Linked DNA regions of Homo sapiens: all the other regions are linked to region 2. A link is a contact called in ENCODE Hi-C data. All regions are on one chromosome and are shown on one strand. The core of a region is the stretch at or near the end of the contact, and the rest is flanking DNA. Distances in the headings are between cores, read along the strand shown.

Evidence for each region. Hi-C counts contacts between places; a loop is a spot of excess contacts on that map. Pooled maps may share reads with other maps.
Region 1: a loop to region 2 is called in a map of CD8-positive, alpha-beta T cell, with 15 times the contacts of the local background. The contact joins the promoter of MTOR here to the promoter of UBE4B in region 2. A Hi-C loop is called at or near these places in 2 of 168 maps with a recorded cell type or tissue (CD8-positive, alpha-beta T cell and naive thymus-derived CD4-positive, alpha-beta T cell), 1 of 37 single-sample maps with no recorded cell type and 7 of 50 pooled maps.
Region 3: a map of CD4-positive, alpha-beta T cell shows a loop between it and region 2 (9-fold over the local background). The contact joins the promoter of MTHFR here to the promoter of UBE4B in region 2. A Hi-C loop is called at or near these places in 1 of 168 maps with a recorded cell type or tissue (CD4-positive, alpha-beta T cell), 1 of 37 single-sample maps with no recorded cell type and 7 of 50 pooled maps.

Annotation. Positions count from the first base shown.
Region 1 is chr1:11,260,427-11,264,169 of GRCh38, forward strand. It overlaps MTOR (mechanistic target of rapamycin kinase), which reads right to left and starts at 2,125. Exons shown (of 58, transcript NM_004958.4): 1 at 2,019-2,125. RefSeq lists a silencer at 1,843-1,892 and an enhancer at 2,313-2,472.
Region 2 is chr1:10,031,678-10,035,980 of GRCh38, forward strand. UBE4B (ubiquitination factor E4B) reads left to right here and starts at 1,281. Exons shown (of 28, transcript NM_001105562.3): 1 at 1,281-2,017. The coding sequence starts at 1,994. RefSeq lists silencers at 899-1,288, 1,319-1,538 and enhancers at 1,053-1,707, 2,099-2,148.
Region 3 is chr1:11,803,523-11,807,817 of GRCh38, forward strand. MTHFR (methylenetetrahydrofolate reductase) reads right to left here and starts at 2,442. Exons shown (of 12, transcript NM_005957.5): 1 at 2,366-2,442. It overlaps CLCN6 (chloride voltage-gated channel 6), which reads left to right and starts at 2,669. Exons shown (of 23, transcript NM_001286.5): 1 at 2,669-2,827; 2 at 3,609-3,668. The coding sequence starts at 2,741. RefSeq lists enhancers at 1-121, 2,314-3,299, 2,497-2,606, 2,617-2,696, 3,147-3,216 and 3 more and silencers at 2,127-2,176, 2,197-2,246, 2,917-2,966.

The DNA of each region.
Region 1 (3,743 bases), core at 875-3,374, 1.2 Mb after region 2:
AGCTACTTGGGAGGTTGAGGCAGGAGAATCACTTGAACCCAGGAGGCAGAGGTTGCAGTGAGCTGAGATTGGGCCATTGCACTACAGCCTGGGCAACAAGAGCAAAACTCCATCTCAATTAAAAAAAAAAAAAAGAGGAAATACAATGATCCACAAATGTAATTTTAAGGCTGCTTGTAGCCATATTTTAAAAGGTAAAAAGAAACAGGTGAAATTAATTACCTAAACCAATATATCCAAAATATCATTTCAACATGTTATCAATATTTAAAAAATTGATATAGTGTCCATTCTTTTTTTTTAGCGAGTCTTCAAAATCTAATGTGCATTTTACACTTACAACAATGTCAATTTGGACTAGTCATTTTTTTTTTTTTTTTTGAGACAGAGTCTCGCTCTGTCACCCAGGCTGGAGTGCAGTGGCATGATCTCGGCTCACTGCAACATCCACCTCCCGGGTTCAAATGATTCTCCTGCCTCAGCTTCCCGAGTAGCTGGGACTACAGATGTGCAGCACCACGCCTGGCTAATTTTTGTGTGTTTTTAGTAGAGATGGGGTTTTATTATGTTGGCCAGGCTGGTCTCAAATTCCTGACCTCAGGTGATCTGCCCGCCTTGGCCTCCCAAAGTGCTGGGATTACAGGTGTGAGCCACCATGCCCGGCCTGGACTAGTCACATTTCAAGTGCTCCACAGCCACATGTGGCTGGTGGTTCTTGTACTGAACAACGCAGTTCTACAGGGGACTAGCTCTTCAAATGTAAGCTAAAAGAAAGTAATTAGTTCCTGGCCGGGTTTGGGAGGCCGAGGCGGGCGGATCACGAGGTCAGGAAATCGAGACCATCCTGGCCAACACGGTGAAATCCCGCCTCTACTAAAAATACAAAAAAAAAAAAAAATTAGCCGTATGGTGGCGGGCGCCTGTAGTCCCAGCTACTCGGGAGGCTGAGGCAGGAGAATGGCGGGAACCCGGGAGGCGGAGCTTGCAGTGAGCAGAGATCGAGCCACTGCACTCCAGCCTGGGCGACAGAGCGAAACTCCGTCTCAAAACAAAACAAAAAACACCAATTAGTTCCTGAGCTCATTCCCTCATTCCTCAATTATGCCCACACTGCCATGGGTGTAACATACACCTATCCCAAGTATGTTCAGCTTATGCTACAAAACCAATTTCTCAAAATTCTTATTTTTGAAAGAATTTGTAAGGCACAGAGGAAAAACCTGGGAATAATTGGTTTTGTAAAGCTTTCAAATACTCCACTGCCAAGAAGAAGACTGCAGAAAGAAATGTCATCCTTTAGGGGAGAAGAAACTTAAGAATCCCTGCTAAGAAAACTACTCCAGTTTGTGTGTATGTGTGTGCGTCCGAAAGGGGGGAAGGTGGCTGGCAAGGGATTTCTATTCTCAGGAAAGAACCAGTGTATCTTTATATGATCTGAGGCCCACAGGCCATCTGCTCCAGACTGAATTCAATTAAACTTAGGATATCTGAAGTCAAATATCCTAATGGTGTTGATAGGGCTTAAGGAAGTTAAGATTGGATGGGGGAAACAGGGATGGGGCTGGGGGAGAGGGAGAGAAGATGTACCCCAACGATGTAACCAAGCTCAGTTTCGGGGACTGGATCTCTGAGAGGTGTCCACAGTGGAGGACAAGGGGCTGACACGGACGCTAGTGTTCCCTGGGGCAGAGATACACAATTTTTATACGTGGCTCAAAAGAAAGGGTGGCTGTGACAGGCAAAAGACCCAAAGGGCAATACCAGAGCTGATGGGCCGGCCTTCGGGCGGACGTACCGCGGGCCGAAGGGTCCAGGGGTCTCTTGGGGGTCCCGGGGAGGTGGGCGTTGCCTCGAGGGGTGGGAGTCAAGGCCTCAGACGGTGCCCAGGTCGTGGGGCCGGCAATGTGGGGACCCCACGTCCCAGACGGGCGGCTTCCCCTGGCCCCCCCACGGGCAGGCTGGCCGTGGGTCTGGACATTACGCCGCCCTAGAGGGGTCGTGCCAGGCCCTAGACTCACCGCGCGGCTTCGGCCAAGGCCTCAGCTGCCGCCGCCAGCACCGGTACCGCCGCTTCAGGCCCCCTGCCCCACCGCCCGCCTTCCCCGCTGTCCTCTAAGCCGGGAGCGAGGGAAGGAGGGTTCCCAGCCCTGAGGACCAATCGACAGGTATAGGGAGAAGATGGACTGAAAAACAGGCCAATAGTAATGAAGAAGAGAAGCTTCAGGACCCGGCTTCTCCAGGGGGCGGGGACTGTTCAAATAGACAAACCACGCGGCCAGTGGCAGGTGAAAACAGGCTTGGGTCCACTCGGGAGAACCAATCGGTCGTGAGTTCACCTCAGTCACTTCCACTCACACATCCGGTACGGCGCTGCTAGGATTCCCTTCTGCATCCGGGCTGTGAACTCAAGGAGTCCGGTGTCTGGGTATCTCCGGATCGCAGCGAGAGCGGCTAGCAGAGGTTCGCGACCCCTCCCGGTGTAATTCTGAGAGGAGAATGTGAGCGATGCCGGTGCCCAGGAATTACTGCATCAAAAGACGTTTCGGGCTAGCGCTCTTTATGGATCCTGTGATATCTCTTTTGTTACAATTAATAAGCATTTGAAAATGTTTTTAATTAGATTCTCTAACTTTCCCAAAATTATCCAACTCAGGATCACTCCAGAGAAACCATAGCCAAGTTTTAACCAAAAGAGCTAGTCATAAATAAAAATTTTCAAAGCAACATTATTTTTTAAAAATCCTTTCAAAAAATCAATAGCTGGCCCGGCGCGGTGGCTCACGCCCATAATTCCAGCACTTTGGGAGACCGAGGCAGGCGGATCACCGTAGGTCAGGAGTCGAGACCAGCCTGGTCAACATGGTGAAATTCCCCCACCCGCACCCCCCGTCTCTACTGAAAATACAAAAATTAGCTGGGCATGGTGGCTCACGCCTGTAATCCCAGATACTCGGGAGGCTGAGGCACGAGTATCGCCTGAACCCGGGAGGTGAAGGTTGCATGCACCGAGATCGTGCCACTGCACTCTAGCCTGGGCAACAGAGCAAGCTCCGTCTCAATACATACATACACACACACACACACACACACACACACACACACACACACAACCAAAGAAAATAAATAACTGCTGGTCACGGTGGCCCACGCACTTTGGGAGGCCAAAGCAGGAGGATCGCTTGAGGCCAGGAGTTCCAGACCAGCCTGGGCAACATAGCGAGACGATGTCTCTACAGATTAAAAAAAAAAAAATCAACAGCAAAAGTGGATTTGACTACATTTTTTTTTAATCACAGTGCTATTTGTCATAGTAAACACTGAAAATTCCTAAATATTTCAAAGTAGGAGTCCAATAAAATATGATGCATTCGTTTGGGCGCGGTGGCTCACACCTGTAATCCCAGCACTTTGGGAGGCCGAGGCGGGCGGATCATGAGGTCAGGAGTTTGAGACCAGCTTGACCAACATAGTGAAACCCCGTCTTTACTAAAAATACAAAAAAAAAAAAAAAAAGGTAGGCGTGGTGGCAGGTGCCTGTAATGCCAGCTACTCAGGAGGCTGAGATAGGAAAATCCCTTGAAGCCAGCAGGCGGAGGTTGCAGTGAGCCGAGATCGCGCCACTGCGCTCCAGCTGGGGTGACAGTGCGAGACTCCATCTCAAAAAAAAAAAAAAAAAAAAAAAAAGATGCATTCATAATAAGAAAAATACATAGCCATTAATAATTATAATTTAGAGCCTAGCA
Region 2 (4,303 bases), core at 31-2,530:
ACAAATTCCTTACATATCTAGTAGTCAGGTTCCTATTTTAAGCATGTAGCAAATACATTGTAACTCTTAATTCTGGAATGCAGTCTTTATGGCTTAGTGAGCCATCCAATCCACTTATAGTCTTCGTCAGCGGCAAAATCTGGAATTTCATGGTACTGTTACTTTGATCGCTCAACTTAGATTTATATTTTATAAATATATATATACATACATATATATATATTTTTTGAGATGGAGTCGCGCTCTGTCGCCCAGGCTGGAGTGCAGTGGCGCGATCTCGGCTCACTGCAAGCTCCGCCTCCCGGGTTCACGCCATTCTCCTGCCTCAGCCTCCCGAGTAGCCGGGACTACAGGCGCCCGCCGCCACATCTGGCTGATTTTTTGTATTTTTTAGTAGAGACGGGGTTTCACCGTGTTAGCCAGGATGGTCTCGATCTCCTGACCTCGTGATCCGCCCGCCTCGGCCTCCCAAAGTGCTGGGATTACAGGCGTGAGCCACCGCGCCCGGCCAAATATTTGTATTCTTGTGCACCGGAGGATGGTTTTCCCCCACTGACTCCAAACGTCTTCCTTGCATTTGCTGTGTACAATTCAGTGATTTGGGTCTCTCATCCATTTATACTTTCAAATTTTACCAATACTTTTTGAACACACTTAAAAAAAAAAAAACCCAGGAAGTATCTCTAAAAGGCCAAGGTAAAATAAAATGAATGGGAGTTCTTGTGTTCGAGTTTTCTTCCAACTGGGCTTTCCTGGAGGAGGTGGAAGAGTGTGTGGCAGATGTTTCAGAAAATGAGCGCTCAATACGGTAGATCACGCTCCCGGGGTCAAGGAGACGTTTTCCGTTTTCTTTTCCCTCGCTTAGGCGGCGGGCGCGCACAGTCCAGTGGGAGCGATGAGGTGTTTCTAGGCCCCCAAGTCACAGAAAAGCAGGCGATTGGGAACAACGGAGGCGCGGCGGGCCCCCGGGCCGCGGGCCAGCGCCACCTTCTGGTGGATCTTCCCCGACGCGAGTCTGGGAGTCGTCCCTCCCCTTGCCAGCCTACCTGGCTCAGGCCCGCCGCGCCCGCAGCCCCAGCGCGGTCGCCGTGGCAACGCCCCGCCCAGCCGCCAGCCTCCCTTTGCCCCTCCCCACGTCCGGCGCGGCTGCGCGGGACGGGGTGGGACGGAGGCGGGGAGAGGACGCAGGCGAGAGGAACTCGGCGGCGCGGCGCCCGCGGCCTATTGGCTGCCACGTCCCGGCGCCAGAAGCCCCGCCTCCCTGACGGGGGTCACGTGATCCCTTTCAAAGATGGCCGCCCTGTTGTTTTGATGAATAATACTTGGTGGGGCGAGGGGGAAAGAGTAGGGGTGGAGGGGTAGGAGGATTTACTCTTCCAGCGAGAGCTACGCGCATCCCATCCTCCCCCTCCCCCCTACCCGGGCTCCGGCGTGGAGGCGGGGCGTGGCCGGCCTGCTTTGGGAGGGGAGGGGCTTCCCTTACAGTGCTGGGCTCTGCCAGGACGGCTGTGGGGTCGCCTTACCTCGGGGTATCCACTCTGCAGTCGACCAGTTCCCGCCAGGAGCAAAGGGTAGGAAGGAGAGCAGGATCTGCTGTAGGAACGCAGCTACCGCGCCACTATCACGAAGAAACAGCAGGCTCGGGGCACGAGACGAACTGGAGACCGCGCTGCCTAGCTGGGTAACCTGGGAAGCAGAGGGTAATAAGTGGCGCCTTAAGACAACCCTGTAGCAGCAGCAGTGGCGGCCAAAGGAGGCTGCTCAGGGAACAAGCGGCTGTAGTAGTCTGTGGGGCGACTGGAGTGACCGAAGCCAAGGCAGTTTAGTGCCTCTCGTGTTCTTATTTTTTAACCTCTGACTATGCAATTCTGAAACCTCCCCCATTCGGGGGACCAGACAGCCTGATAGACACCTTCCACTCTCCTTCCTCCCGCCGTGGTCTCGAGAACAGAAGGATCTCTCCTTAACGCCTTTCACCATTAAGAGGAAAGCGATGGAGGAGCTGAGCGCTGATGAGGTGAGGAGGTTGGGGGACACCTTGAGGGATTAGTTGGCAACTCGTTAGCGCTTTGGACAGGGATGGTATTGCGCCAGTGCTGTCTGGCCTTTGGGCTTGGAGAAGGAACGGAGATGATATTTTCCAAGAATAACGTGACTCCCCGATAGGGTCTCTGGTTTTGTTCTCCTTTATTCTGTTGCCTTCTTTCTTCATTCTGAACTCCATTTGCTTCTTTCCGAGTGTTCTTTTAGGGTATGAACAAGAGGAGAGAGCATCTTGAGGTGTTTATTCTTTTCTTCAGGGTATGCGAACAAGAAGGGCGAGATTTACATGAAGTTAAAGTGTGTGTGTGTCTGTGTCTTCAGGAATTTAAAGAACAATTTTGGATGGAATGAGAATGTATGGTGGGTGAATATTTTTAAAGAAAGCATTTGAAATTCCAGATATGTGTGGTTATTGCACTGTATAAGCTTGATTAAACATATATTTTTGCTTGAGGGGTGGTTTACAGACAGATTCTTTGATATTTAACAAAATATGTATCTTCTCCACAGTTTAGAGAATTCCAGTTATATTCTGGTACTTAATAGACCACTAATGACTTCTGGCATTCTTCTGTTACATTCTATCTTTTCCTACTTCTTGAATCTTTCAAACTTGTGTTTTGCTGTAGCAGAGACTGAACGGGAAGCAAGTGGAAGCAAATGACTTTCTAAACTCTCTCCTGTTCTCATTTCTTAAAGGAGTTATACAGATCTACTTCTTGATGTTTTAAAGATTGTTTAATAAATTAGGTTGTTGTAAAAAAAAAAACAACCAAAAAGCAGTGGCAATTAGGGTACAAGGAATTTCCTATGATTCTACTGCCTTTTCTCTTCCTTTTTGCAAATTAGGAGCTTCCCTTTCAGGACCCCTACTGGCCATACCCTCTTTAGCCTACCTCCACATTTCTTCACTGGTTCATCATGTAAACTTCCCTACAGTATTAGGAAAGCAGTCATCCATCAAGTTGATTGTACTACAAGACTTCCATGCTCCAGTTTTAGCTACAGAGTACTTAGTGTGTTTACTTAGGGACTGAAATTCTCCTGGGATAGGACACGCAGTGGTGTGTTAAGGGTCAGGTAGGAAAGGAAGCAAATGATTTTGTTGATTGTGATACTTGGATACTTGGTTTGGAAAATCAGGACTGCCCATTCGGCGTTACTTTGTTTTTTTCGAATACAGCAGAAATGTAATCTTAAGTGAAGAGAATATTACACAGTTTCTTTCATTCGGTAGGAAATCTCCTTAGAATCGCTTTATTTTATGTGGGTTTTTTTTTGTTTGTTTGTTTTTTTGAGACGGAGTCTTGCTCTGTCGCCCAGGCTGCAGTGCAGTGGCGCGATCTCGTCTCACTGCAAGCTCCGCCTCCCGGGTTCACACCATTCTCCTGCCTCAGCCCCCTGAGTAGCTGGGACTACAGGCGCCCGCTACCACGCCCGGCTATTTTTTGTATTTTTAGTAGAGATGGGGTTTCACCATGTTGGCCAGGATGGTCTCCATCTCTTGACCTCGTGATGCACCCGCCTCAGCCTCCCAAAGTGCTGGGATTACAGGCGTGAGCCACCGCGCCTGGCCTGTTTTATGTGGTTTTTTAAAAGTTTCTCTACCTCCCCCGTTTTTCATTAATGTTAATTCTAGTGAGTAATTTCTCTTAAGGCAGAGATACTGTTTTTTTTTTTTTTTTTTTTTTTTTGAGGCGGAGTCTCGCTCTGTCGCCCAGGCTGGAGTGCAGTGGCGCTATCTCAGCTCACTGCAAGCTCTGCCTCCCGGGTTCACGCCATTCTCCTGCCTCAGACTCCGGAGTAGCTGGGACTACAAGCGCCCGCCACCACTCCCGGCTAGTTTTTTGTATTTTTTTGTGTTTTTAGTAGAGACGGGGTTTCACTGTGTTAGCCAGGATGGTCTCGATTTCCTGACCTTGTGATCTGCCCGCCTCGGCCTCCCAAAGTGCTGGGATTACAGGCGTGAGCCACCGTGACCGGCCAGAGATAGTTTTTTTATTTTTTTTTATTTTTTATTTATTTTATTTTATTTTTTTTGAGACGGAGCCTCGCTCTGTTGCCCAGGCTAGAGTGCAGTGGCGCGATCTCAGCTCACTGCAAAGCTCCGCTTCCCGGGTTCACGCCATTCTCCTGCCTCAGCCTCCCGAGTAGCTGGGACTACAGGCGCCCGCCACCACGCCCGGCTAATTTTTTGTGTTTTTAGTAGAGACGGGGTTTCACCGTGTTAGCCCAGGATGGTCTCAATCTCCTGACCTCG
Region 3 (4,295 bases), core at 1,192-3,691, 1.8 Mb after region 2:
GCTCAGGCCCAGAGTGCGTGGGGAGGGAACAGAGGCACCTTCCCCAGCGGGTGTGTTCAACTGGGCGGAGCTGCGACAAAGGAAGAGGCTTGAGCTCCAGCCAGCACAAGGGGGCGGGGGCAAGGCTTCCAGGCGAGGAGGGAGGGCTGAGGCTCTAGTAAGGGGAGGCGGATGGAAGGAGGGGGACTCAGGGGCAGAGACTGCAGGGGTTGGTGGAGATGAGGCCAACAGGCGTTCAGGGATACCAGATCACCCTCCAGAGAAGGAACAGCTCACTCTGGCTGGCTCTGCCTGGAACATCTGTTACTTGAAACAGTTCGTGCACAGGATGGAAGGGGTGAGGGCTTGACTATGCAGCCAGATTTCTCCTGAATTCATGCTACTCCAAAAAGACCGTGTTGTGGGTTAGAACTTGATGCTGGCCATGTTCCAAAAATAGCCAGACCCAAGTTCAGTAAGGGCACGAATTTCTCAGAACAAAAGCTGCCCCATCTGTGCTTGCCTTGCAGGCTGCTCTTCTTACACATCACAGAATTCAATTCAAATCATCACAGTGACCCAGCTACTGGGAAGGCTGAGGCAGAAGGATTGCCTGAGCCCAGGAGTTCAAGGCCAGCCTGGGCAACATAGCGAGACTCCATCTCTTAAAAAAACAAAAAACACACCTGTAATCCCAGCACTTTGGGAGGCCGAGGTGGGTGGATCACCTGAGGCCAGGAGTTTGAGACCAGCCTGGCCAACATGGTGAAATCCCGACTCTACTAAAAATATAAAAATTAGCCAGGTTTGGTGGCGGGCGCCTGTAATCCCAGCTACTCTGGAGGCTGAGGCAGGAGAATCGCTTGAACCCGGAAGGCAGAGGTTGCAGTGAACCAAGATTGTGCCATAGCACTCCAGCCTGGGCGACAAAAGCAAAACTCCATCTCAAAAAAAAAAACAAAAACAAAAAACAGAAACAAGTAATCAGAGCCACCAGGGCACAGACAGGCCAACAGAGGGCATAGGGTCATCTGGCAGTCTGGTTAAGAAAATAAGACAAACACTTAAAAACAAACAAAACACTTGCACAGCAATGGGCAAACACACAGTAGTGAATGGGTGTGTGGTGACATGGCACAACAGAGGAAAGCCCAGGTGAGGTTCATTTCTTTCAGACTGTCCACCACTAACCCTGTGTACCTAACCATTTGGGGTCTTAGACTCTTTTGACAATCTGATTAAATGCACTGCTCCCTTCCCCTGAAATACACACACAGGTGCACAGACTACACGGGGATACATCCAAAGACAAGGAGTTGATTCCAGACTAAGAACCCTGGGCCAAAGCTTTCTCCCTCTAGGGCTGCTCTCTTTCATTCTGACCTCAAACTCCAGATTCTCAGTGGGGATGGCTGTGGGGAGTGAGGAACGGGGGCGGGGGGGAGGAGTAACAGCAAGAGCAGCCAGTTGGCTTTCCTCCAGCGTTTAAGGGCGCACCTCGTTAATTGCTTGCTGGAACAGAACCTAGAGTAGGAGGAAGCTGAACCACCTGTAAACCCTCTGATTTTCAAAGACTTATTGCATTCCTAGTATATGCCACGCATGTGCCATATTTGTAAGCCAACTCCCACGATTTATCCGTTATCAGCTGGACTCCCATAGCACCCTGGGTTGTAACTGTGGGTGAAAAGGCCTGTCTCCTTTCTCTTTCCCCAGTTCCCTGAGACAGGACCGGTGTCCTGCCTGGGGTATCCCCAGAGTTTGGCACACGGTGATAGCCAACATTCACTGAGCGCCAAAGGGCCAGGTGCTGCCACTCTCTCAAAATAAGCCTCTGCCACTTACTGAACAACTAGTCTGCGCCAAGCACTGGGATACTAAGCCTACGACTCCCAGAAAGGTCCCGGCGGACCCCCGTGCGCAGCGGGACGCAGTGGGCGCCAGGGACCGCAGTGCCCCGGGCCCAGCGCTCTTCTCCAGGTGATCGCCGGGGAGGCAGGTTTAAAAGGCAGGAGCCGGAAGCCGTCTCGGCGCCCAGGTGGCCGAGAATCCAGTCACCAGGTCACTGAGTCACCGATGGGGGCGAGGACACGGGCCTGGGCCGGTCAGAGGGGCGGGATCGTCACCCCTGGCTCAGGGGCCCCTCCGTCCAGGCAGGGAGCCAAAGTCAGTCTTCGCTTGAGGGTTGGCGGTCGCTGGAAGTGGTAGCCATTGGGAGTTACACTAATCCCGCGAAGGGTGCGCAAGGGAGGCGGCAGCCCCCCCCAAGAAGAGAGGCAGGCCGGCCTCCAGCGCTCCCCGCCCACAAGCACGTCCTTGCCCCCGGGAGGTTGTTTGCCGGCTCCAGGATCTCCCTCCCGGCGACCCCGGCCTCGCCGTCACTCACCCTCCAGTCCCGGGTGACTCAGAACGCTCGGCCGCCGGCCGCACCACTGTGGCCGCTGCAGGGGCGGGGAACGCAGTGAAGGGGCGCGGCGCAGGTGTCAGGTTGCTGGAGAGGCGGGCCTACAGGGCGGAAACCACCGGCGCGGGTGACCGGAAGCCCCGCCCCCAACATGGCCGTGCCCACAGGTCTCGTTGGAGGCCGTGCCTTTATCGTCATGTGACGCGAGTCCTCGCCCCACCCGTCTGCAGCCACTCCTGGTCTCAGTCCCAGAGCTCGAGAGGGCCACGTGACCGTCCCGGGGCCAGTCACGTGAGGCGCAGATCCTGGCTGGGAGGGGGTTGGTAGAGGGGTCCAGAGTGGCAGTAAAGGAGGAAGATGGCGGGGTGCAGGGGGTCTCTGTGCTGCTGCTGCAGGTGGTGCTGCTGCTGCGGTGAGCGTGAGACCCGCACCCCCGAGGAGCTGGTAAGAAGCCGGCGGAGTCGGCCTGGGGAGGGGGCGGTTGCTAAGGGACTGAGAGAGGCGTTGCCGGGGGTGGGGCCGGGCCAATCTGGGCCCGCAGGTGGCAGCGGGTGGGGCCTGGGGACCGCAGCCAGGGCTCTCGAAGCGTCTACCCTGCTTCACGTGCCTAAGTCTGGGGTCTTTTCTCATAACCCCTCCTGGAATCTGAGGGAGAATCCAGGCCAGCTCCAGTAAATCCCACCCATGTTTCCTTTTATTTCCATCTGAAAAGAGTTTGGAATGAAACAAGCGTTTTCAGAATGAGCTTCCTCACAGGACTTTGTGCTTATCATGCTGCTGTTTTAGCTTCTCCAGTCCTTTCTCACTCTATCCCTCACCCTTTCTGGGTCACTGACAGTCCAGCTTCCCCCTGCAAAGCATCCTGGGAAAACTTGAGTTGTGTTCCCAGAGTTGACAAGTCCTTTCTGATTTCAGATACGTCACACTGTCAAATGGAACCTGCATTTTTACCCCCCTTTTCAGCTGGCGTTGGACATCTTTGAGGTGTCCTGAAGAGGAGGGTGGTTATTTGGAGACTATCAGTGGAAATGAAGAGCTCAGCTGATGGCTGTAGATCCTCACCCACATGGTCCCTCACCCCTGAAAGGTTTTTTTTGAGGGCTGGTTCCTATTTGATAATGGCTCCAGATGATTTAGAAGCTAGCCACTGATTTCAGTAAATACTTCTGCCTCCTTCCACTCCTAACCACTAAAAAAGGCTCCCTCTGCGGATCTGTTTTTCTAGACCATCCTTGGAGAAACACAGGAGGAGGAGGATGAGATTCTTCCAAGGAAAGACTATGAGGTGAGCTCCTTTGATACTGCTTGGGCAACTAAAGTAGTGAGTGGCCTGGTCACTTCAGGCCGAAGCATTATGATTCCAACCAGAGATGCTCTTTGACCTTCTGTCCCAGGGAGTGAGTGGGTAAGAGAACTTCCTTCTAGGAAAGAGACTGTTTAGCAAGCCCTTTTCTCACCTTAACCCCAAAACAAGGTCTGGTGTTTTTACACGTTTATAAATCTGTGGCACCTTAACCTGGATAGAGTATGTATTTGCCATTAAACTGTTTGCTTTTACAGCTTACAGAGAGACTTAGAGTGAAAGGCACTGGCAGGCAGTATGTGCCCCTAACAGGTGTGTGCTTATAAACTGTTAAGGAGGCCTTGCTTCTCTTCTAGGAGAGCTTGCTTTTCAGATATTTTCTTGCTCAAGCAGCTTCTCTCTGACATGTTCTTGATTAAGTTCCACCTTTCATGTATGGGATTCTTAGAGTATGTGTTTTTAGTAAAGCCAACACTGCTGGGGTGAAACAACATGCGTGACTTTTTATCATTAAATTCTTAAACGTAATAAAGAAGGTAGAGAAAAGCCTATAACTCCATTCATTAAAAGATGACTGTTAACACCTTACTAAGTATCTTTCTACATCCT